Linked DNA regions of Homo sapiens: region 1 is linked to region 2. Evidence: chromatin loops called from intact Hi-C (ENCODE). Cell type or tissue: B cell. All regions are shown on one strand. Links, peaks and the distances in the headings refer to the core of each region. The heading gives the core; the rest is flanking DNA.

Evidence for each region. Peaks named below come from ENCODE experiments on the same cell type or tissue, not always from the same donor. Only the 100,000 strongest peaks of a DNase experiment are listed, where the experiment ranks them.
Region 1: it touches region 2 in a loop (7-fold over the local background); 4 of 110 quality-filtered maps call a loop at or near these places.

The regions. Positions count from the first base shown.
Region 1 is chr1:101,122,374-101,134,645 of GRCh38, reverse strand. It overlaps LOC124900440. Among named protein-coding and RNA genes, the nearest start is that of DPH5-DT, 100 kb to the right of the region's middle. RefSeq lists enhancers at 6,503-6,552, 6,971-7,070 and a silencer at 11,866-11,915. In B cell, for the core only: no CTCF peak of the experiment used is centred there; a DNase peak (open chromatin) is centred at 6,295; H3K4me3 peaks cover 1,015 bases; H3K27ac peaks cover 2,563 bases.
Region 2 is chr1:101,046,027-101,058,298 of GRCh38, reverse strand. All of the region lies in intron 1 of DPH5-DT (DPH5 divergent transcript), which reads right to left. Among named protein-coding and RNA genes, the nearest start is that of DPH5-DT, 26 kb to the right of the region's middle. RefSeq lists an enhancer at 4,166-4,666. In B cell, for the core only: no CTCF peak of the experiment used is centred there; DNase peaks (open chromatin) are centred at 5,275 and 6,388; H3K4me3 peaks cover 2,111 bases; H3K27ac peaks cover 6,839 bases.

The DNA of each region.
Region 1 (12,272 bases), core at 1,416-9,415, 77 kb before region 2:
AGCTTGTTTATAGGCTAGAGGGAAGGAGCTGAAAGAGAGGAAGAAGCTAAAGACACAGGAAAGAAAAGAGGCAGCTGATAGCTGTAGGTCTTGGAGAAGGTGGGAGGGAATGAAAGCCGGAGCACAGGTGGCTGGATTAGCCTTAGCTAGGAAGTAGGAGTGTGAAACTCTCCTTCTGGAACAGGGAAAGCAGGCAAGGTCACAGCATGCAGAGATGTTTATAGAAGTATCTAGAAGTAGGGGAAGGGCAGGAAGTTAAGAGCACCCATGCTTGATATAACCTTTGTGAAATCGGAAATAAAGTCATCTATTAGGAAAAGGTTATGTTTCAGAAAATCAATATGGTTGAATAGTGCAGTATACATTGAATGAGCTAACTGTTAAAAGTAGAACACTAATATAATTGTCCAGGCATGAAGTTATATGAGACTTAATGGAGTGATTAGAAATGAGGTTGGAGAAAGAGAGGTGGACATCATGCTTTTTTCTCATATTCTTCTGAAAGTCAGAAGCAGTACTTCCGATAAACAAATCCCAATAGACAATATCCATGCAATGGGAATTGCCACATGACATCAGTATTTAAAGCTGTCTAAAATTAGGCCAGCCGCAGTGGCTCACGCCTGTAATCCCAGCACTTAGGGAGGCCCAAACAGGCAAATCACCTGAGGCCAGGAGTTCGAGACCAGCCTGGGCAACATGGTGAAACCCTGTCTCTACTAAAAACACAAAAAGTAGCCAGATGTGATGGTACATGCCTGTAATCGCAGCTACTTGGGAGGCTGAAGCATGAGAATCGCTTGAACCCAGTAGGCAGAGGCTGCAGTGAGCAGAGATAGAGCCACTGCACTCCAGCCTGGGCAACAGAGCAAGACTCTGTCTCAAAAAACAAACAAAAAAAAGCAAAAAATAAAAATAAAAAAAAAATAATGAACTAGAACGAAGCATATTTGGAGAAATAAGACTCTCTAAAGACCAAGTTGTGAAATTGCAAAGAGATTAATGTATACTTTTCCTACCTATTTCAGTCTCTGGATTATCTAAGTGCCTACACACACACACACACACACATACATACACACACACACACACGCCATTTTTATGTGTGTACAAATATACAGGGGATATACAAATTAATTTGGGTGGAAGTAGGGTAAAGGCAAAAGGAGCCTGACCAAAAACCCCATATAAACCAGAAATGCAGATCACAATTATGAATAATTCACTTCTTTATTATGGCAAAATATACATTACATACAATTTACCATTTTAACCATTTTATTTATTGTTTGTTTGTTTGTTTTTGTCCTGTTTGCAGTTTCATACATGATCATCAAACTGCTGCTAGGATGCACACACCTATTACTGCAAATTCACAACCTAGGAAAGACTTTTCCTGGGAATTTACTTTAGGTCAGGGTTGGGCTGCCTGGTACAAGGCTGCACCCACAACTGAGCAGGTTCAACAACACAGGAGCCTTTCCCAAGACCATCATTTTAACCACTTTTAAGTGTAAAATTCAGTAGGATTAAGTATGTCACATTTGTGTTCATGCATCACCACTATCCATCACTAGACAGTTCTCGTCTTCCCAAACTGAAACTCTACCCATTAAACAACTCCCCGTTACCGACACTCCCACCCCCTGGTAATTGCCATTCTATTTTTTGTTTCTATAAATGTGGTTATTCTAGGTACTTTATGTAAGTGAAATCATACAATATTTGTCCTTCTGTGTTTGATTTATTTCACTTAGCATACTGTCTTCACTATACCTGGTAAGGCTCTTTTGATTAGGGAAAATTTGCACAGAAAAAAATACTGAATTCTTTTCCAAAAATTTCCAAAAATACAGAACAATATATTTGTTCATTCATTCATTCATGCATTCAACAAGTATTTATTGAGCCCATATTGTGCCAGGCTCTTCTTCTAATAAGCCATTGGCAGGAGATAATAAAGGAATCATACTAATCTCCTTACTAGATCACAGTTATTCTTCAATCAACATAACTCAAATTATCTGTCTCAGATTACTAATGCCACCAGTGGCTCACTTCCTGGATCTTCTTACATTGGCATATCATCGGCTGAAGAGAACAGTGGCAGAGTATCAAAAGAATCAAGCCGGTTTCTATCATGATAACTCCTGTGCATGGAATTTTTGCTGCTGTCCCTTCTTTCCAGAAATACTGACACTCAGCTAGCACTAAAAATCACAGAGGGAGAACTGGCCTATATGTTATACCCTTGTTAATATCTGACTTAACCGCATGTTAATCTGCTTTATCCTGTACAGGTGCACTGGACATGAACCATGCTTCTTCCAGCCAAAATATCAAAAAATTCACAGAAAAATCTGAGTGTTCAGTTTTTCTTGAAAAGGTAGAAAATCTGGTATTCCTGGGCCCATGTTCTCATGTGTCGAGAAATGACTAGGGCCAAGGAATAGCTGTCTCCTGTAAACAAGGTTTTCACCACAGTTCTCATTACTTCATATATATATATATATGTGTGTGTGTGTGTGTGTGTGTGTGTGTGTGTGTATTTCATATATATAGTTCATATATATGCTTATATATATAAATACATATATACGCTTATATAAAAATACATATATACTTCATATATATACACATATGTGTATATATATGAATATATAATTTTAAACATCCAGTTCTATATATACATAACTGGATTTTCATTTGTCCATTCGCTCATGTTAAGTATCTACTATGATAAATCATTGTGTTAAGCATTATGGATTGTTAAACACTGTGACTGTACAATTAGCTCCAGGCACTTTGGGGGAAGAACAGAGCAGAAAACAGACATAGCTGACCTTGGTCAGAAAAACTACCCTGGCTGTAAGGTCATTCTTCCTTAACATAGTGGTAAGCAGTTCAGTCTGCAATATTAGGCAATATCTGGTTGAGCACTGATTTCTAAGGTGGGGTAGAAATACTAAGAGCAGAAAGATAGAATGTAATGATTCCTGCAAAATCCTCTCATATGGAATAGGCCTCCCAGATAAGGGCTATACAGTTTCAGTTTCTAGAGAGAGAAGGCTGGCAGGTAAAGATAGGAGAGCTCTGAAAAAATGAAGGAGTTGTTATTGGTGGTGGTGGTGGTGTTGAGGGGGGTATGGTAAGACACTCACTGGTGGGTCTGAAATCACTGCTGCAATTGCTTCCTTTGTCAGGATTAAGCCAAGGCACTGAGCAGGGCTGAGCCTGCAAACTGAAGTCCCTCAGTTCTACGCCTGAGCAAGGTAAGAAACTGGGTATAACTGATGCAGTAGACTTGTGTGTGAACTACTGTGTTATAGAGGAGAGAGTAGCCCCTGACCTGGGGGAGTCAAGAGGTTTTTCAGAAGTGGCATTTTACCCAGATCTTCAAAGAAAGTCCAAGTTTCACATATGGAAGTGGGGATAGACGAGCAACCATCTAACAAATGTATATTAAGTGTCAACTAAAAACAATATGCTAGGCATATAAAGATGAATAAATTAGAGATCTTACTTTCAAGCAGCATAAAGTCTAGTGGGGAGAAACATATTAAGCTCATTAGAATGAGTAGAAATTAATGAAATTAATGTTGAATGAAGTGGCAACATGAAAACAAGAGCAATGAATTCTTCTGGGAGGAGTAAGAGGAGGTTTTATAGAGAAGCGGAGTTTAAGGTGGGTGCTGACCGATATGGAGGAGTTCACCAGGCAGATTGTAAGAGCATTCCAAGCTGATGATAGCATATGACAGGGCATTGACCCTTGAAAATGATTTCAGAGAACTGGCAACGATTCATCACTGCTGAAGCTTAAGGTAAGAAATAGGACGCTACGGAGATAACGCTGCAGAAGGATAAGGGCTGAAGAACCTCTGTAAGTTGAAAAGAATGCCAAGTAGCCTGCAGTGACTGGAATGCAAGATGCATGGGGAAAAAAATGGTTATTGCTGAGGTTATGCAGATAGTATAGAACCGCTTAAAACCAACGTGTACTGTGGATCTGTTTTTAACTTTTTAACAGGTATAGTCCCCTCAAGAATAGATAATTCCTATGGATCCACTCCCCAGAAACCTATGGAGTATCTCAAATATCTTAACGCCCATACATTGCTCTCCTGGGAGTTCTCAGGTCTCAGCTAAGAACCGTTGCTTTACAGCAGTGCTTTTGGAGCTTTTATGTAGTGACCTAAATAAAAATAGTAATATTTGTATAATATGCTGGGTTACCGACAGAAGCTGCTTCAGGTCGGAGGCAATTAACTGGGGTTCTAGCTGCTTTCTCCCACCCAGGTGCCTCAGAGGCTAAAGTGATTAAATATCATGTCACTCTTGTAACCTATTTTGTTTTCACTCTTCTGAAGGTTCTTAAGAAGAAGAGTGAAACTATCAGTGCCACTTTTAAAAGGACGATTCCATCATCAATGTAAAGAGTAGACAGGAGGCAATCAGATGAGTTAGAAGCTTTCCTAGAAGTGACTTCAAAGGCTTGTCATGTGTCATTAGTGGTGAGGATAAAAAAGAGGGTATTCTAGAGCTTTTTAAGGCTAGAATCAAAAGATCTGATGACAGTGGTAGCTTCCAAATTTCTATATACTAGGAATTTAAGGGCTTCAGTTGGGTTAGAAAAAGGACTTTGGTTTATAGCAGCAAAATTCACAATTGCAAATACATGAAATCAGTCTAAAAGCCCATCAAATGAGTGGATAAAGAAAATGTGACACACACACACAAACACACACACACACACACACACACACACACACACACACCATGGAATGCTACTCAGCCATAAAAAGGAATGAAATAATGGCATTTGCAGCAACCTGGATGGAATTGGAGATCATCATTCTAAGTGAAGTAACTCACGATTGGAAAACCAAACACCAAACATCATATGTTCTCAATTATAAGTGGGAGCTAAGCTATGAGGATACAAAGATGTAAGAATGATATAATGGACTTTGGGGACTGAGGGGGAAGGGTGGGAGGGGATGAGGGATAAAAGAATACACATTGGGTACAGTGTACACTGCTCAAGTGATAGGTGTACTAAAATCTCAGAAATCACCACTAAAGAACTTTTCCATGCAACCAAACACCACCCGTTCCCCAAAAACTATGGAAATAAAAAAAGTTTTTTTAAAGAAAAGAAAAAGGACTTTGGGAATTTGGAGGACCATCAAATATGTTAATGTAGATTGTCCACTGCACAAGTGAAGTTTTATTGGTGTATGCAAAATAACTGTCAAAGTAATTTACCTGAAGAGGTGCTGTTTTAAAAACTCAAATGTAAGCATGAATCAGTGAAGACTTCTTTCAGCTTAGATGCTGCAGGAGGTTTTAGCCCAATAAAAGGTGACTTGATAAGCAATATTACTGTTTAAAGTGTTGCCACAAACTTAATGAAAAGTCTAATAAATAGATTTTCATCTCAGATATCTGATGTCTTGTATATTTTTATAAGCACTGGCTAATGAACATAGGGCTTTTTCTCCCCTCATCATCACATTTTAGTTTTATCTGATGAAAAAGGTGTGGTTCATGATCCACAATAACCACTAAGCTGCCTGAGAAGGAGCAGCACAGTGTGTGAAATTCTTTTAAGTATGCAGTAATGAGTATAAATCAAGTAGACTATGTCCAGTGCTCTTGTACCTGATCCTGTGAACATCAGTGATCTAATTAAAAATGTGTTCACCAAGTCCTTCTTCTGCATTATTTTTGTCAGCATGGAGGTGGCATAGACATAATTTTATTTTTTCTAAATAAAACTGTTGAGGGGATTTCCTTCCTGCTTCTTTCCCTCTTTAAACTCTCTGAAACAGACTTTTAAAGGTTTCTTTTTTTCATAAATGATTACATTAATACTCTGAATTTTAAACTGATTTTTTTCTCTCTCTCCTGGAATCAAACCATGATCAGATTTTCTTGAACTCTGGCAGTTGAGAATTCAGGTAATCCTCAAAGAAGCAGACTGCAGCTTAGGAAGGGGCGGCTGACCACACTGGTCTATGACCTGGGTGCTTTGCTGTTATCTGTTACAGACAGCTGCTCTGTTTCATACAAAGTTCATTTGAAGACTATGAAAAACATTGAAGTCAGATGCATGAGAAGGCAAAGCTGAGCGTGTCAACAAAGAGAATGAGCTTGATCTAGTGCATAGCTCACAGGGAGTTAAAAAACAAGGCAGGGAAATAGAGTGGTTTCAGAGAGATTCCCACCCCACTTTACAGCAGGAAGGAAGCCCAACCCTCAGAGACTCAGGGAGGAAAGCAACGCTAGATGGATTCTCCTGCATAAAGTGCCCCCACACAGAGTCATGTGAATTTGCATAGATGCACAATGCATGCAGCACTTCCTCCTCTTCTAAAACCTGTTGTGAAGATGTGTTTCTACACCAGGCTTACTGTGGCTATTCTTTATGTGATTCAAGAATCAGAGAAGGTTCCCCAAACAAAAAATAGTGTGACTTTGTGCTTCCCCAGCCAGATAGATATGCAAACAGTTGTAATCGCAGTCTCCAGAAGCCCAAGTCTTGTCAAAAAGGGGTTCTGAAAAATCTATAATCTTTAATATTAACATAATTGTTAACCCACCCCAGGATTTTTCAAATTTTTCAATATTATGCCATGGTAGAAAACAACTTTGTATTAAATGTATCAAAACTTCTAGTACTAAAATAATCTCATCCATGTCTCAGGATGCGATTCATTTCCATCAGAAACCCTTGAGATTGCTAATAAATATAAATTTCCCATACGGATTCCTTTAGAAGCAGTGGGATATTAGACCTACATTCATAAACAGTGAGGATGTAACTAAACATGATACAAACTGGACTGGGCACAGTGGCTCACACCTGTAATCCCAGCACTTTGTGAGGCTGAGGCATGCGGATCACGAGGTCAGGAGTTCGAGACAAGCCTGGCCAGCATAGTGAAACCTCATCTCTACTAAAAATACAAAAATTAGCCAGGTGTGGTGGCACGCGCCTGTAGTCCCAGCTACTCTGGAGGCTGAGGCAGGAGAATCGCTTGAACCTGGGAGGCGGTGGTTGCAGTGAGCTAAGACCATGCCATTGCACTCCAGCCTGGGTGAAAGAGGAAAAAAAAACAGATGACACAAATTGTCAGTGTATCATAACCAAATCATAATTTCATTGCAATGGAAACTCAAGCTTGATTTCCATCCCCGCCCCCCCCCATTTTCTGGCCCTGTTTACAGCATGGCCCAAAAGCAGATCAGACATTATAAACAGTAATACAAATAATGATTTGATTTTTTTGAAGGAGAGGTAAGATTTAATTTCCTTCAGTTGTGCATCTTTAAATTCTTCATATTAGAGCTTTATTTATTAAAATATTGAAAACAATATTAGAAATGTAATTTTTATTATGAAAATAAAGACCTAGAAGTATAGGATGCGATCTATACAATTCCAGTGGTACCTTTTCCCTGAGTAAAAATGTACATTTCACTCCAAAAATGAGTATTCTACTTTTGTTTTGATATAACAAATATGATAATAAATTAAACTTGATTAAAATTATGATACGTTAGGTAACTCCACAGTATATTACTGTGAAGAGGGTTAAGAAAAAGATGACCCAGAGGGAATCTGAAATCTTTTTGTTGTTGTTGTTGAGACAGAGTCTCGCTCTGTTACCTGGGCTGGAGTGCAGTGGTACAATCTCAGCTCACTGCAACCTCTGCCTCCTGGGTTCAAGCGATTCTCTTGCCTCAGCCTCCCGAGTAGCTGGGACTACAGGTGTGTGCCACTACACCCAGCTAAATTTTTGTATTTTTAGTAGAGACGGGGTTTCACCATGTTGGTTGGCCAGGATGGTCTCGATCTCCTGACCTCGTGATCTGCCCGCCTCGGCCTCCCAAAGTACTGGGATTACAGACGTGAGCCACCGCGCTGGGCCGGGAATCTGAAATCTTAATGTAGACTGGGATAATTCTAATATTTATAATTTACAAATAAGCTCAAAACTTCCATTTCAACCAACTTTGTCGATCTTCTTTCTCAATGTGGCCAAATCTATAGTTAAATATAAATACAAGTATATGTTAAACTTCAATAGAAACTTTAAAAACTAGGCTAATATGCATATTTTACCAGTATATTTGGGAAATAAGTTGTTTTGATTGAATGAATTGTCTAGTTTAGCAAGGATAAGAACACTCTTCTTTTGTTGTTTTGACCTACATAGTGAAAAACCTAGCTAAAATATATTCATTTACTATCTTCCCTTCATAGGAAGAATATGACAACCATAAATAAGAAAATTATCCTGGATCTTAAATTGCTGAGGCTTTTGCTTTTCTCATTCCTTAATTTATTCATTTATTCACATATTTACTGAGCACCTACTATGTGCCAGGCACTATTCTGATACAAGCTCTATTTAATATTATTATACATGCCATAGAAGACAATATAAACCATGGAGCTCAATGTGTAAAAATTCAAAGTTATACCTTGGAAACATCTCTTAAAAATCCTTTGTGGGCTGGGTATGGTGGGTCATGCCTGTAATCCCAGCATTTTTGCGAGGCTGAGTCAGGAAGATGGCTTGAGGCCAGGAGTTTGAGACCAGCCTGGGCAACATGGTGAGACCCCATCTCTACAAAAAATTTAAAAAGTAGCCAGGTGTGGTGGTACATGCCTGTAGTTCCAGCTACTCAGGAGACTGAGACAGGAGGTTTGCTTGAGCCTGGGAAGTCAAGGCTGCAGTGAGCTGTGTTTGTACCATTGTGCTCCAGCCTGGGCAACAGAGTGAGACCTTGTCTCAAAAAAAAAAAAATCCCATCAGCTTGTGTTTGGTGGTAATATGGCTATTTTGCCTTAAACTTTGCAATGTCTTTCCTCCGAATGCTCTTAAAACAAACTCTGTTTAATTGAAGATTCTGGTTAATTACAGTTTTGCTGCAGTGCAAGATAATTTTGTAAAGCAATTGCTACAACATTATTGGAATCAGAGATTATTTACTTCTGCATGACTGACAGAAATCCACTATGCAATCAGCAGTCTTTCTTCACCGTCTGCATGAAAAGGCCATCTTTGAATAGAAAAGACAGGCAGTGTGACATAGAAAGGGTACAGCTTCAGAAGTCAGACAAACCTGGCCATTTAACTGTGGGGTAAGTTCTTAAAGCTCTTTTAGCCTTAGTGCCCTTACCTGAAAAATGGAATAATGTCCAACCTTAAAGTTATTCTGATGATTTGAAAAGATAAATGTTGTTCATTCACTCTGCAAATATTCACCAACTGCTTTATCCTGAGGGTAATAGGCAATCACTGTAGGTCTTAAACAGGAGTAGTAACGTAATTGAACTTTGGAAATATCACCCTGGCTGCAGTATGGCGAATGAATGAGGGTGAGGTAAGATTGAAGGGAAACCAGTTAGGACCTGTTATTGTTAGGACCTGTTACAGTTAGGACCTGTTATTGCTCAGAGACAAGTGTAGCTTTCACGTAAAAGTAGAGGCAGTGAGGATGAAGAGAAGTAAATGGATTTGAGAAATTTTAAAAGTCACGTCAAGAGGAGAGGGTAAAAGGTTGGATGCGGATGGTAAGATGGAAGGTATAATGAATATCTCGGTTTCTTGCTTGGTTGTTTGTGGATGGTGGTGCCATAACTAGGAGAGGGAAAATAGGAAAAGGTCTTGTGGCAAAGATGACAAATTCTGTTCTACACAGGTTGTTTTTGAGGTGCTTGTGGGACCCCCCCACCCAAGAAGTACTATGCAACATGCAACCCATGACTAGAAATACAGGTCTGGAGATAACTCAGGGGAACATGACAGAGTAGAAGCTAAGCATTGGGGGCTATTACTGTGCAGACTTCCCAGTTGGTTAAGAACACCTCTGCTCCTTCCACTGGTCTGGGAACATCCCCAGCTCAGTGAACATGAGCAAGTTATTATAGTGTAGTATAAGCAATTCATTATTTGGAATTGTTTTGCAACTATTAGCACTACCTGAAAAACCTGTCTGCGTTCTGGCTCAGCCCCTTAGTTTTCTCAATGCTACTGAAAAAAGAGTCTCTCTATTGTCTCGTTTCTAGTAGTCTGTTTATTAGTTCTCCACTACAGTTTCTTAGAAGTTCAAATTTTTTGCAAATCACAACCACAATGAGATACCATCTCACACCAGTTAGAATGGTGATCATTAAAAAGTCAGGAAACAACAGGTGCTGGAGAGGATGTGGAGAAATAGGAACACTTTTACACTGTTGGTGGGACTGTAAACTAGTTCAACCATTGTGGAAGTCAGTGTGGCGATTCCTCAGGGATCTAGAACTAGAAGTACCATTTGACCCAGCAATCCCATTACTGGGTATATATCCAAAGGATTATAAAACATGCTACTATAAAGACACATGCACACGTATGTTTATTGTGGCACTATTCACAATAGTAAAGACTTGGAACCAACCCAAATGTCCATCAATGATAGACTGGATTAAGAAAATGTGGCACATATACACCATGGAATACTATGCAGCCGTAAAAAAGGATGAGTTCATGCCCTTTGTTGGGACATGGATGAAGCTGGAAACCATCATTCTGAGCAAACTATTGCAAGGACAAAAAACCAAATACCAAACTCCGCATGTTCTCACTCATAGGTGGGAATTGAACAAAGAGAACACATGGACACAAGAAGGGAAACATCACACACCGGGGCCTGTTGTGGGGTGGGGGGAGGGGGGAGGGATAGCATTAGGAGATATACTTAAAGTAAATGACGAGTTAATGGGTGCAGCACACCAGCATGGCACATGTATACATATGTAACAAACCTGCACGTTGTGCACATGTACCCTAAAACTTAAAGTATAATAAAAAAAAGTTCAAAATTTTTAATCTGTTTTCAGGATAGGATTAAAGTGTATGTTCTTCCTCATTTAGGTTTTTCCATACAGCTGTTGAGAGTAACATGTTGGAGTCAAAGTAATGAAGTATAGCTATACTTCATAACTGGGGTTGGGGGGGCGCATTTGAGTTAGAGAAGATACAATTAGCCCCAAGACGGAACACATCTAATGCATTCAGGACCTATGTGGAGTGATGCTCCAGTGAGGAGATGCTGAGATGACGCTGGGGAGGCAAGAGGGAAATGTGCAAAAACTCAGAGGTAAGAACATCACTTATTCAAGGAATTGAAGTTTCAGTAAATAAGAGGGTAAACGAGTGAGTCTGGTGTGTGGTATTTGTTGAGGGAGGTTGAGATCTTGGAGGGCCTTATAAGCCACATAAGGAAGAATGGACTTCATGACAGCAGCTGCAAATTATTGAAGAGTTTTACATGAGGGAGATTTGCAGTTTAGAAAAATCACTTTGCCACAAGGAGAATGAACTGGATGAGGCCAGAGTGGCTGCGGTCAGGAGGCTATTACAAAATTTCAGGTGAGATGCAATGGTGGCCTAATTTATGTTAGAGAGACAGGGAGAAAGAAAAGTGGATACACTCAAGAGATACTGAATAGGCATCATTTGCAGAGCGGTGAATATCTGGATGTGGGGAATGAAGGAGAAGAGAAAGGTAAAGCATCACTGTTATCCATGTTTTCGGGTGTGGGCGACATATGGTGTCAGGGTTCTACTCTGTCCCCTCCTTGATAATAATGGTCCCTGTGTCGTCTCACTTTTAGGGAAATAACACCAAGAGACGCAAACCTTGTTCAATGTAAGTTCCCTATTGCTTCTGCCAAAGTATAAAGCATAGATTCATAATTTTGTTAAAGTTATCAGAAAGTACATTCCTTTTAGCACAAACTGTAATATTCTATAAATTGAGTTACCATGTAGAGAAAAATACCTGTGATCGCCAATTCTGAGATTTGATTCTTGAAACCCTGAGCATTTTGAATTTCTCACACGCTGACCACTAGTATGAGCCACTCTTTCTGTTTAACAGGTATTTAAAAACGACTGTGGCTTACCACAGCCCTCAAAGGGTTTTTTTTCTATTATTACACCAAAGACTTTCCTCTGGTATGTTCAGAGCTACTTTTTAAAATGTAATATATTTTTTAATCCAGTTACCCTGAAGTGCTTGCTTTTAGTTTGTTAGTAATTCTGCTTCAGACAGGATGTACTTCATTTGAAAAGAAAAAGATAGTAAAGGAACATTCAAGAGTTTCTCTGAAACCATTTTAAGAAGCAATAAAGCTTCATTACTTTTTTCCTAAAAACACAGAATTGTTTTTAGTAAATACTATAAAGAAAATGTGCATAATTTTAAGAAAA
Region 2 (12,272 bases), core at 1,757-9,756:
TCACCACCTGACTTTTGTATTACCTCCCAAAGAGAGATCACTCTCCATCTAACTTGTTTCCTTACCTCTAGACTCACCTTCCTAAAAATCCTTCATATATAAATTGGCTCATTTATTTATCCAAAAGTATTATGCAGCACCTACTATGTACCAAGTAATGAACTCTTCACTGAGGTGAATACAACATGGTTCCTGCTATCGAAGATCTATCGAACGTCTCAGTCCAGTGAAAGAGATTGGCATTTACATAAATAAATGTAATTCAACAAAATCAGTATATTACACCTAACATATGTGAGTGTGTGTAGTAGTAGTAGTAGTAATAGTAGTAGTAGTCCGTTCTCATACTGCTATAAAGAAATACCTGAGACTGGGTAATTTATAATAGAAAGAGACTTGACTCACAGTTCCACATGGCTAGGAAGTCCTCAGCAAACTTAGAATCATGGCAGAATGCAAAGAGGCAGCAAGGACCTTCTTCACATAGTGGCAGGAGACAGAAGAGCATGAGCAGGGGAAATACCAGATGCTTTAAAACCATCAGATCTCATAAGAACTCACTCACTATCACAAAAAGAGCATAGGAGAAACCACTCCCATGATCCAATCACCTCCCACCAGGTCTCTCCCTAGATAAGTGGGGATTATGAGGATTACAATTCAAGATGAGATTTGGGTGGGGACACAAAGCCTAACCATATCAGAAGGTTAAATGGTTTCAGGGTCTCAACACTGCCCTTTGTAGAAACTGGGAGCATAGTTAAGTGCACTGACTGAAAGGAAGAATACCTGGGTTCAAATCCCAGGGCCATCACTTACTAGGTGAGGGTTCTTGGGTGACTTCACCTCTGAATGTTTATTTTTTCATCTGTAAAATGGTGAATTTAAGAATTAATAAGTTAATACATAAAATGTATGTAAACTGTTTAGAGCAGAGCTTGGCATATAGAATCCACTATATAATTATTCTTGGCTCTGGGTAACCTACTGCTCTGAACTGTCATTTCTTGATCTGAAAAAGGACACAAATTGATAACCTCTATGGTCCCTCACAACTGTAAATGCCAATGTTTTGAATCTTAATATTATAAAATCAAGCCATATAGTATCTCAAGAAACATATTCTAGTATATTGAAGTTTTATTTAAATCTATTGTTATTTAACAAAGCCTAACCATGTGAGAACAGCCTATTTTCTCCAGCTGAGAAGGCAGTGTTTAATTACATTCTAGTGATTTAAAGTAAGTTGAACAAATCTGTAAAATAAAAAGTTGGAAAGAAAGGTTTTAAATATAAATGTATAATCTGAATATATTGTCTCCATGGATGTATATTTATTCATTGATTTGCATAAACAAATAAAACTAAATCAAGACCCACAGAAACAAAGCCATTTCAATACCAGGAAACTTCACTTATTTAAGCTGTATTTACCCTCATGAAGACTCCCACAAAGGGTGATATCATGCTGAATTTAACCATGCTAAGGAAGAGCATCAAGTTGCATTTTAACATTCAAAGCTTTGAAATACACATGCCATCACAGAAATACACATTTTGTAATTGACTAGGATTTAATCACTTGCACACTTTTATTAAAAGAACTATTTTTTAGTAGGCTTACTCTGAAAGAGTGTGAAATTATAGGTTCTAACTACACTAGACTAAATTCCTTGGTGGGCCTAAAACATTTTCTGTAAGAAAATTATCAAATACACTTTGGATTCCAACATGTTGGCTACAGTCAATTTTAATTATAAGCTTTTCAGATTTGCTTTTGAAAAAAATGGATCTCTTGGATAAATATGTAACTGACATCTACAACTTAAAATCAGACAAACACTCAAGTGGATACTATTTTAAATAATATATGATTAATAATAGTCATTTGTTTCTTGAACTGTTACTGGAACTGCTGAATGCAGTCTGTCCCCTTATTTCAGAGAAACAGGTATGCTGTCTCCTATCCAACTAACCCCCTCACAATTATACCTGATAACCTTCCCTCTGTCACCCACTTTTGCCTAAAAATATGCTTAGGTTACATAACTATATAATATCTGTGTCTATATATCTATTTCTGAATCTCTATTTCTGTATAATTTATCATGTGTCCAAAATGGAATGTTTTTTTCTCCCCACCTCACTCCTTTCTCTCCTTATTTCTAATCTGAGTTAATGGCATCTCTACTCCTAATCATCCTATGTATGAGCTGTTCTTCATTCCTTTCTCACTTTCATCTTGACTTAATCAGCCACTAAACTCGGACGGCATTTTCCTCCTTAGTAACCCTTGGATTTAATCCTTTCTCACCACTTCCACTGCCTTAGGTTAGAATCTCCATATTCATCTCTTGCATGGATTTTATTCTTACCTGATTATAGTAATTTTTTACCTGATCTCTGTGTTCAACACAGTACTTTTCTTTCATATTATTCTGCACAGTTCACAAAGATTATTGTTCTTGTCATAACTGTTGCATCATATTGTAATTTTTGGTTTACATGTTTTGTCTTCCCTTCTGGATTTGGAGTCATTCACTACATTTGTCATTCACTACATGCTCAAATGAATAAGCATGATGTTCACTATTTTCTTTAAAATAAAGATCTACTAAATTTGCTAAAATAAATTACACTTTCCTGGAGAATCAAACTGATGAAGAAAATTAGACCATTGAATCTAGCTATATTTTTCTTATTACTATTATATTTATTGTGACTCAGTTCTTTCCAAAACAGATGTTTTTTGTTCAATTTCTGTTTTTCTCTAGAGACAAGGTCTTGCTCTGTTGCCCAGGCTGGAGTGCAGTGGTATACTCATAGCTCACTGCAGTCTTGAACTCCTGGGTTCAAGTGATCCTCCATCTCAGCCTCCTAAAACTACAGGCATGTGCTATCACACCCGGCTAATCCAGTAAAGGTGTTCTTAACCTGGGATCCATAAAGACTTCTAAGAGATGTATGAACTTTCTAATATTTTATAGGAAACTTTTTGTATTATTTTTGTGGTGAACGACCATAGTTTTCACCATATTCTCAAAGAGGTCTGGGTTGCCTATGTGCTTAAAGCGCACTATGGTGGGTTTGTATCCCAGCTCCACTACTTACTGACTGTCGTACCTTTGGCAAGTTCTTTTACCACTCAGTGTCTTACACAACTTTCTCATCTTTCAATTGGGGGATAATAAGAGTAATGGCCTCATAAGGTTTTTGCGAATATTTAACATGTATGTAAAGTCTTTAGCATACGGGCTAAGTGGCTATGTGGCTCTTGCTAGAAAAATGCCTATAATATTTTTTAAAATACAGAATTTAAAATTACTGTTACTGAAAACATAGGATTTAAAGGTAAAAAGATAGGTCAAAGTTGGAAATTTAGGTTTAGAAGTTAACATAGAAGCAGTGATTAAAATCACTAGATTGGGAGTGGTCCCAGTGGGAGAAAGAATGAAGAGAAGGGCAAAGGGTTTTGGATTAATCCCACAGTAAAGTGAAAAAGGAGGGAAAAGAGCTCATGAAGATCTTAGTGGACTCTTAAAATTTAATGAAAGAATTTTATTATGAAAGATACGAGGCCTGTGTAGTTCCAACACTTTGGAAGACTGAGGCAGGAGGGTTGTTTGAGGCAAGGAGTTCAAGACAAGCTGGCCAACATAGCGAGACCCTGTCTCTAAAATAAGTAAAAATAAATTTTAAAAGGTACAATTAAGTCTTCCTTAAAACAAGGAAAATGAGGAATATGAAGGGACTATGAATTTTGTACTAGTTTTCTAGTAACAAATTACCACAAACTGGGTGGCTTAAAACAACAGAAAATTATTCTCTCACAATTCCAGGGGACAGAAGCCTGAAATCAAGGTGTCTGCAGGGTCATGCTCCTTCCAAAGGCTCTGGGGAAGAATCCTTCCTTGCCTCTTGTTTCCAGTGGCCTCAGGCAGTCCCTGGTATTCCATGGCTTAGAGCTGTGGCATCACTCCAGTCTCGTCTTCCTTCTTCACATAGCCATTTTCCCTCTGTGTGTCTCTATGTCCAAATTTCCCTCTTCTTTTTATGATACCAGTCATTGGATTTAGTGCCCACTCTAATCTAGCATGACCTCATCTTAATTGGATTACATCTACAAAGACCCTGTTTCCAAATAAGGTCACATTCATAGATTCCTGATGGACATGGATTTTGGGGGAACAGTTTTCAACCAAGTACAAAAAACTTCAGCTGCTTCAGAGTTCAGATAAAGTTATGAAGAATAGCTCAGAGATCTCTACACAGGATAATTAGGTGTAGAGTTGCCATTAATTGAGACTGGAAATAGGGAGAGAAGGGAGTTGAGGTGGGGATTTAAAAAACCATTTCATTTGGACATGCTGAATTTAAGATGGGATTGGGACATCAATATAGGGATGCATAGTAGTTGAAAATGTTGATTAGGAGTTCAGATAAAAGACTGGCCGGGCGTGGTGGCTCATACCTGTAATCCCAGCACTTTGGGAGGCTGAGGCGGGCGGATCACGAGGTCAGGAAATCGAGACCATCCTGGCTAACACGGTGAAACCCCATCTCTACTAAAAATACAAAAAATTAGACGGGTGTGGTGTTGGGCACCTGTAGTCCCAGCTACTCGGGAGGCTGAGGCAGGAGAATGGCGTGAACCCGGGAGGCAGAGCTTGCAGTGAGCCAAGATCGCACCACCGCACTCCAGCCTGGGCGAAAGAGTGAGGCTCCGTCTCAAAAAAAAAAAAAAAAAAAAAAAAAAGACTGAGGTAAATATTCTGAGGTAAAAGATATACTATGAACATAGTTGAAGAAGTGAAACGGAAGAATTATATAGACAGTGCATGATGAATAAAATGATAAAAGGATTTGTAATCAGAGTTCTCCAGGAGAACAGAACAAATGTAGTTGGTCCTCCGTATTGGTGGGTTCCACATCTGCTGATTCAAAAAACTATGGATTGAAAATATTTGAAATATTGTATCTGTAGTGAACATGTACAAGCTTTTTTTCTCTTGTCATTATTGCCTAAATAATATGGTATATTTACATAGTATTTACATTGTCTTGGTTATTATAAGTAATCTAGAGATGATTTATACAGGAGGATGTGCATAGGTTATATGCAAATACTATGCCATTTATATCAGGGACTTGAGCTTCCTTGGCTTTTGGTATCGTAGGGAGGACATAAAACCAATCCCTCATAAATACTAGGGCATAATTGTATCTGATCTGTATCTGTACATGTATACGTATATGAGAGTGTGTATTTTTTTAAAGAGATTTATTTAAAGGAATTGGCTTGTGTGGCTGTAGGGGCTGACAGTTTGAAACCTGTAGGGCAAGAAGTCTGAAATTTTTAAGGTGGGCTGATCAGCAGGCTGGAAACCCAGAAACTCAAGCAGGAGTTAATGCTGCAGTTTTGAGACAAAATTTCTTCTTCCCTAGGAATTCTCAGTTTTTGCTCTTAAACCCTTCCAACTGAGTGCATACAACCTACTGCATTATCTCTTTTAAAGTCAACTGATTGTAGACGTTAACCTTATCTACAAAATACTTTTCACAGCAGCATCTAGATTAGTGTTTGATTAAATAACCAAATACTACAGCCTAGACAAGTTGACACATAAGACTAACTTTCACAGGAGTAAAGAACAAATCTAACAATTAACAGGAAAACAAAGGTATAGAAATACAGATGCTCCTCAATTTATGATGGGATTCTGTCCCAATAAACCCATCATAAATTGAAATTGTCTTGAGTTGAAAATGTATTTAATACACCTAACCTACTGAACATCATAGCTTAGCCTACCCTACCTTAAATGTGCTCAGAACACTTAAATGAGCTGTCAGTTGAGCAAAATCATCTAACACAAAGTTTATTTTATGTGTTGAATAGCTCATGTAATTTACTGAATACTGTACTGAAAGTGAAAAGAAGGGATACTCAAAGCACACCTTTTCTAAACATGTATCACTCACCATCATAAAGTTAAAAATCATAAGCTGAACTGTTGTAAGTCAGGGACTGTCTGTACTGACAAGTAGTAGTCAGAGGGGCAGAGAACTTGAAGAAAGGGATCAGAGAAGCCAAAAGGCAGAGATCATCAAGATGATCAACCGTGTCAAGCCCTATTAAGAGGTCACATAAGTTAAGAGCCTAAATTTCTTCGTGGAATTTGACACTTAGTTAATTGTGACCTAGCATGATCTGCTTCAGTATAGTTTAGAGAAGGAAGCAGGATAGCAATGAGCTGATAAATGAAAGGGAGTTGAGGGAGTAAGGACATTATTGCAATACATTTGTAGAAACAATAATTGAAATGTTCTAAAAACCATTTTCCCTTCCTTCTACCACCAAATTATTTGGGTCTTCCCCCAGGGCTAAAACCACTCCCTGAGGGGATAACCCAGCAACAGGTGCAGTCACGGCTGTTCAGATGCCAAGCATTATGGAAATTAGTTTCATGTCACAGATGACAAATTAGACATTATTAGTAATACTTTAAGATATATTAGAGAATCCCTAGAAATTTTTTTTAATTTTTTTGTATAAAGACATGGAAATATATTCATTATCAAATAATATTACTTTAAAAAGTTAGCTGTCATCTATATTCTTTTCTGGTATCAGGAAAGATTGCAACTATCTGTGACATACCCAGTTTTGTTAAGTGGTCATACTTAAAGTCTGGCTGATTAAAAACAAACACACTTCATATAGAGTACACTTAGGACAAATGGGTGCATAGGATTATTTCATCATGATTAAATAGAACTTAAATTGGTTGTTTATCAAGGTAAATATTCATTTGTCTCTAATGCAGTCAAGAAGAACTATTACTTGGAATAAAAATGCCATCTAAAATACTTAACTTTCACAATTGGTAGAAAGTTTTTTGACACATAATCTTAATATCTATTCAGTAAGAATAATCTTATGTATGTTTCTTCTTAACTAAAAATATATACACAAATTATTTGGGCCTCCCTAAGGCCAAAACTATTATCTGAGAGGCTTCTTCTAGCATTCATGAGAAAGTCCATCGGCTCTATAAATTAAAATTTACAAAATATTTCTTTTGTTAAGAGTGACCTTTCTGAGCCTCTCCTGGCTATGAAAGGTCACTCTTAACCTCAGACTTACAGCTATTGTTATCAGTCCTCCACATTAAACAGCTGTTGTGTTTGGATGAAAGCACTGAGTCTAATTTCTACCAAAAAGAACTGATCATTTCTGAGCCTTTTTCTATTTGTAATCAGTCAAAAATTGCTGAGTGTACATTACATGCAAAATACCATGCTAAACATGGTGGAAAGAGGACCGCATGAGTGGTGGCAACCAAAATGCAATGATAAAATACAATCCTCCTTACAAAGATTATGATTAATCTGTTTGGTTCCTTTCACTTGAATGCAGCCAGGCCTAAAATGTAGTTGGCATTGAAGATAAAGATAAAAGTAAGACAATAATCAAGTCCTCTGACTTTCAAGGATTTACATCTAACTTTAATCTATTTATTGATCTGATTCAAGGAAATAGAAACTTAGCATATTAAAGTTGAAGGACCCATAGATAGGCAAAATAACACAGTGGTTAAAAGCTTTGGAACCAGATAGAGTCAGGGTCAAATCCCAGAATTAACACTCTGAATTTTAGTTTCCTCATTAATAAGATAGGCAATATCACACACACACACACACACACACACACACACACACACACACCCCAATTGTGAAAACTTAAAACATCTAGTGTGGTTCCTAGTATATGGAAGATAATCAATAAAATATAGTGGTTATTATTATTAGAACATATATAGTCCAAACCTCTCATCTACTAGATGGTAACATTTGAGTCTCCAAAAGCATGTCTAAGGCGAGTGGCAGACAAGTTAGGAATAAATTCAGAATGCTTTAACTGGGGCAGGCTTCACTCTGAGAACTAAGCATTTCCTCAAAGTGTGCTGGTGCGCATTTCATATATTCCACATTAGTCTAAACATTCAAAACATTTATTTAATTCTTAATACTTTACCTAAAATAACAATAAGCCACACTTTACTTCTTTCAAGATCTGCACAAATACCAATATTTGGTCTCAGAGTCAGCAACTATTTAATATCATAATTCTTTCCACTGCTTTTCATTAGAACATGGTTTTCTTTAAAAAGCTAGACTTCATAGAAAAATACACCTGTTTCAGTATACTTTCAACTGTCTTTAAGTCTACCTTCCCATTTGTCCTTTGTTTTTCTGCTTTTCTCTTCCACTACTCTTTATCATAATATAGAAACACAGTATATTCCTCCGCTATTGAGGAATGTATTGCACTGATTTACCTTCACTATTCCCCTTGGCTCATCTCTATTTTCAGTACTGATGGATCACATCGGTACAAGTGTAGCTGAACTACTGATATATGGGCCAGCTTTTGAATTTCAGGGCACCCAAAGGAAAATGATGAGGTGCAGAGATTACTTGGAGGCCTGGGTCTGGCAGTGGAAGAGATATCTGAAGGGGCAGTCAAGTAGTCCAGGCCCTTAGGCCTTACTGGAATGATCTATCCTTCAGACCCTACTGTATTTCAGCCTGTAAATCCTAAACTGCTTTTCTATCCCCTTCTCACTGATCTCTGAAATATGGGGTACTCTGGACAGAGCTTAAATTTTGAAATCGGTTGAACTAGGTTCAAAAACTGAGTGTCAGACACTTACTAGCTTTGTGTCTGTGATCAAGCTGCTTAACCTTTCTAAACCTCAATAGACTCAACAGTAAAAGGGAGCTTAAACCTATTTACCAGAGTTATTATTATGGTTAACTGAGATAATGAACATAAAACATCTAATTGATAGTACGCTCCTCTCATGATCCTAATTTTGACTTGACAGTTTGATGCTGATCTCCTGTATCCTTTATTTTTATTACTCAGTTATAGGCATTTAATTTATGATGAAGGTAAATTGAAGAGAACATGATTTATTGATTTTATTTTTAGACAAGCAGCTTTCCATTTGGAAATTATTTTTTACCCTATCACATAACATGCCATTTTAAAAAATAATGCAATATGTATAATGGTATCCAGAGGTACTAGTTAACTAAAGTGCTAAGCAAGATCTTTGCTCTAGATTAGTCCTAGGAATATTTTGATTGTAAGTTATGTGAATACCAAGTTTTTGTTTTATTTTGCTTAATAAATTTACACAGTGAAATGCACAGATTTATTTTATTATTTTATTTTAGATTCAGGGGGTACATGTGCTTGTTTGTTACATGGTATATTGCATACTAGTGAAGATTGGGCTTCTAACATGCCCATTACTCAAATGGTGAACACTGTACCCGATAGGTAATTTTTCAACACTTGTCCCCCTCCAACCTCCCCCTTTTGGAGTCCCCAGTGTCTATTACTTCCATCTTTATGTCCATGTGTATCCATTGTTTAGCTCCCACTTATAAGTAAGAACATGCAGTATTTGTTTTTCTGTTTCTGAGTTAGTTTACTTAGGATTATGGCATCCAGCTCTACATTGCTGCAAAGGACATAATTTCATTCTTTTTTGTGGCTGCAGAAATGCAATCTTAAGTGCAAAACTGGATAGGTTTTGACAAGTGGATACACACATATAACCAATAACCAATCAAGATTATCACTCTGGGGCTTGGCACAGTGGCCAGCCTGTAATCCCAACACTTTGGCAGGCTGAGGCAGGAGGATCACTTGAGCCCAGGAGTTTGTGACCAGCCTGGGCAATATAGTGAGATCTCATCTCTACAAAAAAATTTTCATAAAAAGATTAGCCAGGTGTGGTGGCTTGTACCTGTAGTCCCAGGTACCCAGGAGGCTGAGATGAGAGGATTGCTTGAACCTGGGTCGAGGCTGTAGTGAGCCAGGATTGTACCACTACACTCCAGCCTGGGTGACAGAGTGAGACCCTGTCTTGGGAAAAAAAAAGGGGGGTATCATCCTGGAAATTTCCCTAGAGCACCTTTCCAATCAAGCCTCACCCCTGTAGGCAACCACTTACTCCATCAGCATAGGTTAGTTTTGCCTTTCACATTATAAAATTTCACATAAACAGGATCAAACAGTATTTATTCCCTTGCATCTGGCTTCTTTTGATCAATATAATCTTTCTGATATTCAGTCATCTTTCAGATTGTATCAGTTGATCATTTTTAAATCGCTTATAGTATTCTGTCACATGATTGTATCGCACATATATTTTTAATCCATTCTCCTTCTGATTGGTATTTCCATTGCTTTCAGTTTGAGGCTATTACGAATAAAACTGCTACAAACGCTCTTGTGCAAGTCTTTTTGTGAGCACATGTATTCACTTCTCTGAATAAATACTAGGAGTCAAATGAGTTAGGCCACAGAGTATACGACAATTAACTGCTAAACAGGTTTCCAAAGTCCTTTCACCATTTTACACTATGCCAGTTATGTATGAGAATTAATTTTAGCCTTGTTATATTAATTTGCATTTTTCTAATAACTAATGATGCTGCACACCTTCTTCCTGTGATTACATACATGAATATATCTTCTCTGGTGAAGTGTCATTCAAGTCATTTTAAAAACCGGGTTGTCGTATTTTTAAGCAGTCGAATTTATTTATTTGGATGTAAGTCCTTTGTCAGATACACATATTTTGAATATTTTATCTCAATCTCTGGCTTGACTTTTTTCTTGCAATATATTTTGGTAAGCATCTTTTAATTTTAATGAAGCCCTATTTATCAATTTTTTTCTTTTAGGGTTAGTGCTTTTTGCCCTCTGTAATAAATTGTTTTTAAATTTGTTCTTTAGCTTAAAAAAGTAATAGTTAATGAATAAGAATGTATTTCTACTAAAATAAAAATTCAGTAAGATATTTTGTGAATAAATTTTAGATCAAACATGTATTATACCTTAAAGTTTGCACTATTTCATTGTTTTAAAGTTTTAAACACAAAGATTCAAAGTGGTCACAAAGAATAGCAGAATTAAAGTAATTTAATTTCTATTTCTTTGCCTTTACAATAACTGTGCTATTGTTTATTTTGAATCTATTACTTAAACAAAGGATTATGTAGAATTATCACATGGGTTAGAGAGTCGAACTAAATCTGAAGAAAACTCAAACTATTTCTAACCATTATAAATCCTAAACCAGAGTTTGGTGAACTTTTTCTGTAAAAGGCCAGATAGCAAATATTTTAGGCTTTGCAAGCATTATGGTCTCTGTACAACTACTCAGCTCAGTTGCTATGGTGTGAAAGCAGCCACAGACAACACATAACTGAATGAGCATGACTGTGTTCTAACAAAACTCCATTTATGGACACTGATATTTGAATTTCATAACAATTTTTACATCACTAAGTACTGTCGTTTTTATTTTTTTAAATCATTAAAAAATATAAAAGGCCGCGCTTGGTGGCTAACGCCTGTAATCCCAGCACTTTGGGAGGCCGAGGCGGGCAGATCACGAGGTCAGGAGATCAAGACCATCCTGGCTAACACGGTGAAACCGTCTCTAATAAAAATACAAAAAACTTAGCCGGGCGTGGTGGCAGGCGCCTGTCGTACCAGCTACTGGGGAGGCTGAGGCAGAAGAATGGCGTGAACCCGGGAGGCGGAGCTTGCAGTGAGTGGAGATCGCGCCACTGCACTCCAGATATATATACCATTCTTAGCTCATGGGTTGTACAAAAACAGGCAGTAGGCAGATCTGGCCCAGGGGTTATAGTTTGCTGTCCCATGGCCTAGAGAAAGTTGTTTCTGTCAGTGTTTCTTGTTGTCCCCTTTTGTGAGACAGGTTTATTTCTAGTTCACCCCAAACGTGCTGGTAAAGCCATTTGGGTACAGATCTCTTTACAACAGAGGTATCATTAGATTCTTCGGTAGGCTTTAGACTTTGTCACCTCCCTCAATGTGCAAATTGAGCTCAGGGTAAAGAAAGAGGATTTTGCACAAATCCCTGGAAAAGGCAGCTTGAGTCCTACCTTATCTCTCTGGGTTTCTGTATTCATTTTGCTTTTGACCTGTGAATTTCTTAAATTTCTTCTCAGCTCAGTTACATATTTCTTCCAGCATCTGTGGCCATTTTCAGTAGCAGAATTATACAGGGTATTTTGCCATCCTGCTAGAAACAGTGACCCTCCAATCACAAGTGATTTTTACTCACATTACTTAAATCACTGTGTTTGTCCACCCTCTTTTCTTACCTTACATAATTTTTCAAAGTTTTGGAGGTTAATGTCTTAGAGAGACTTTTCAA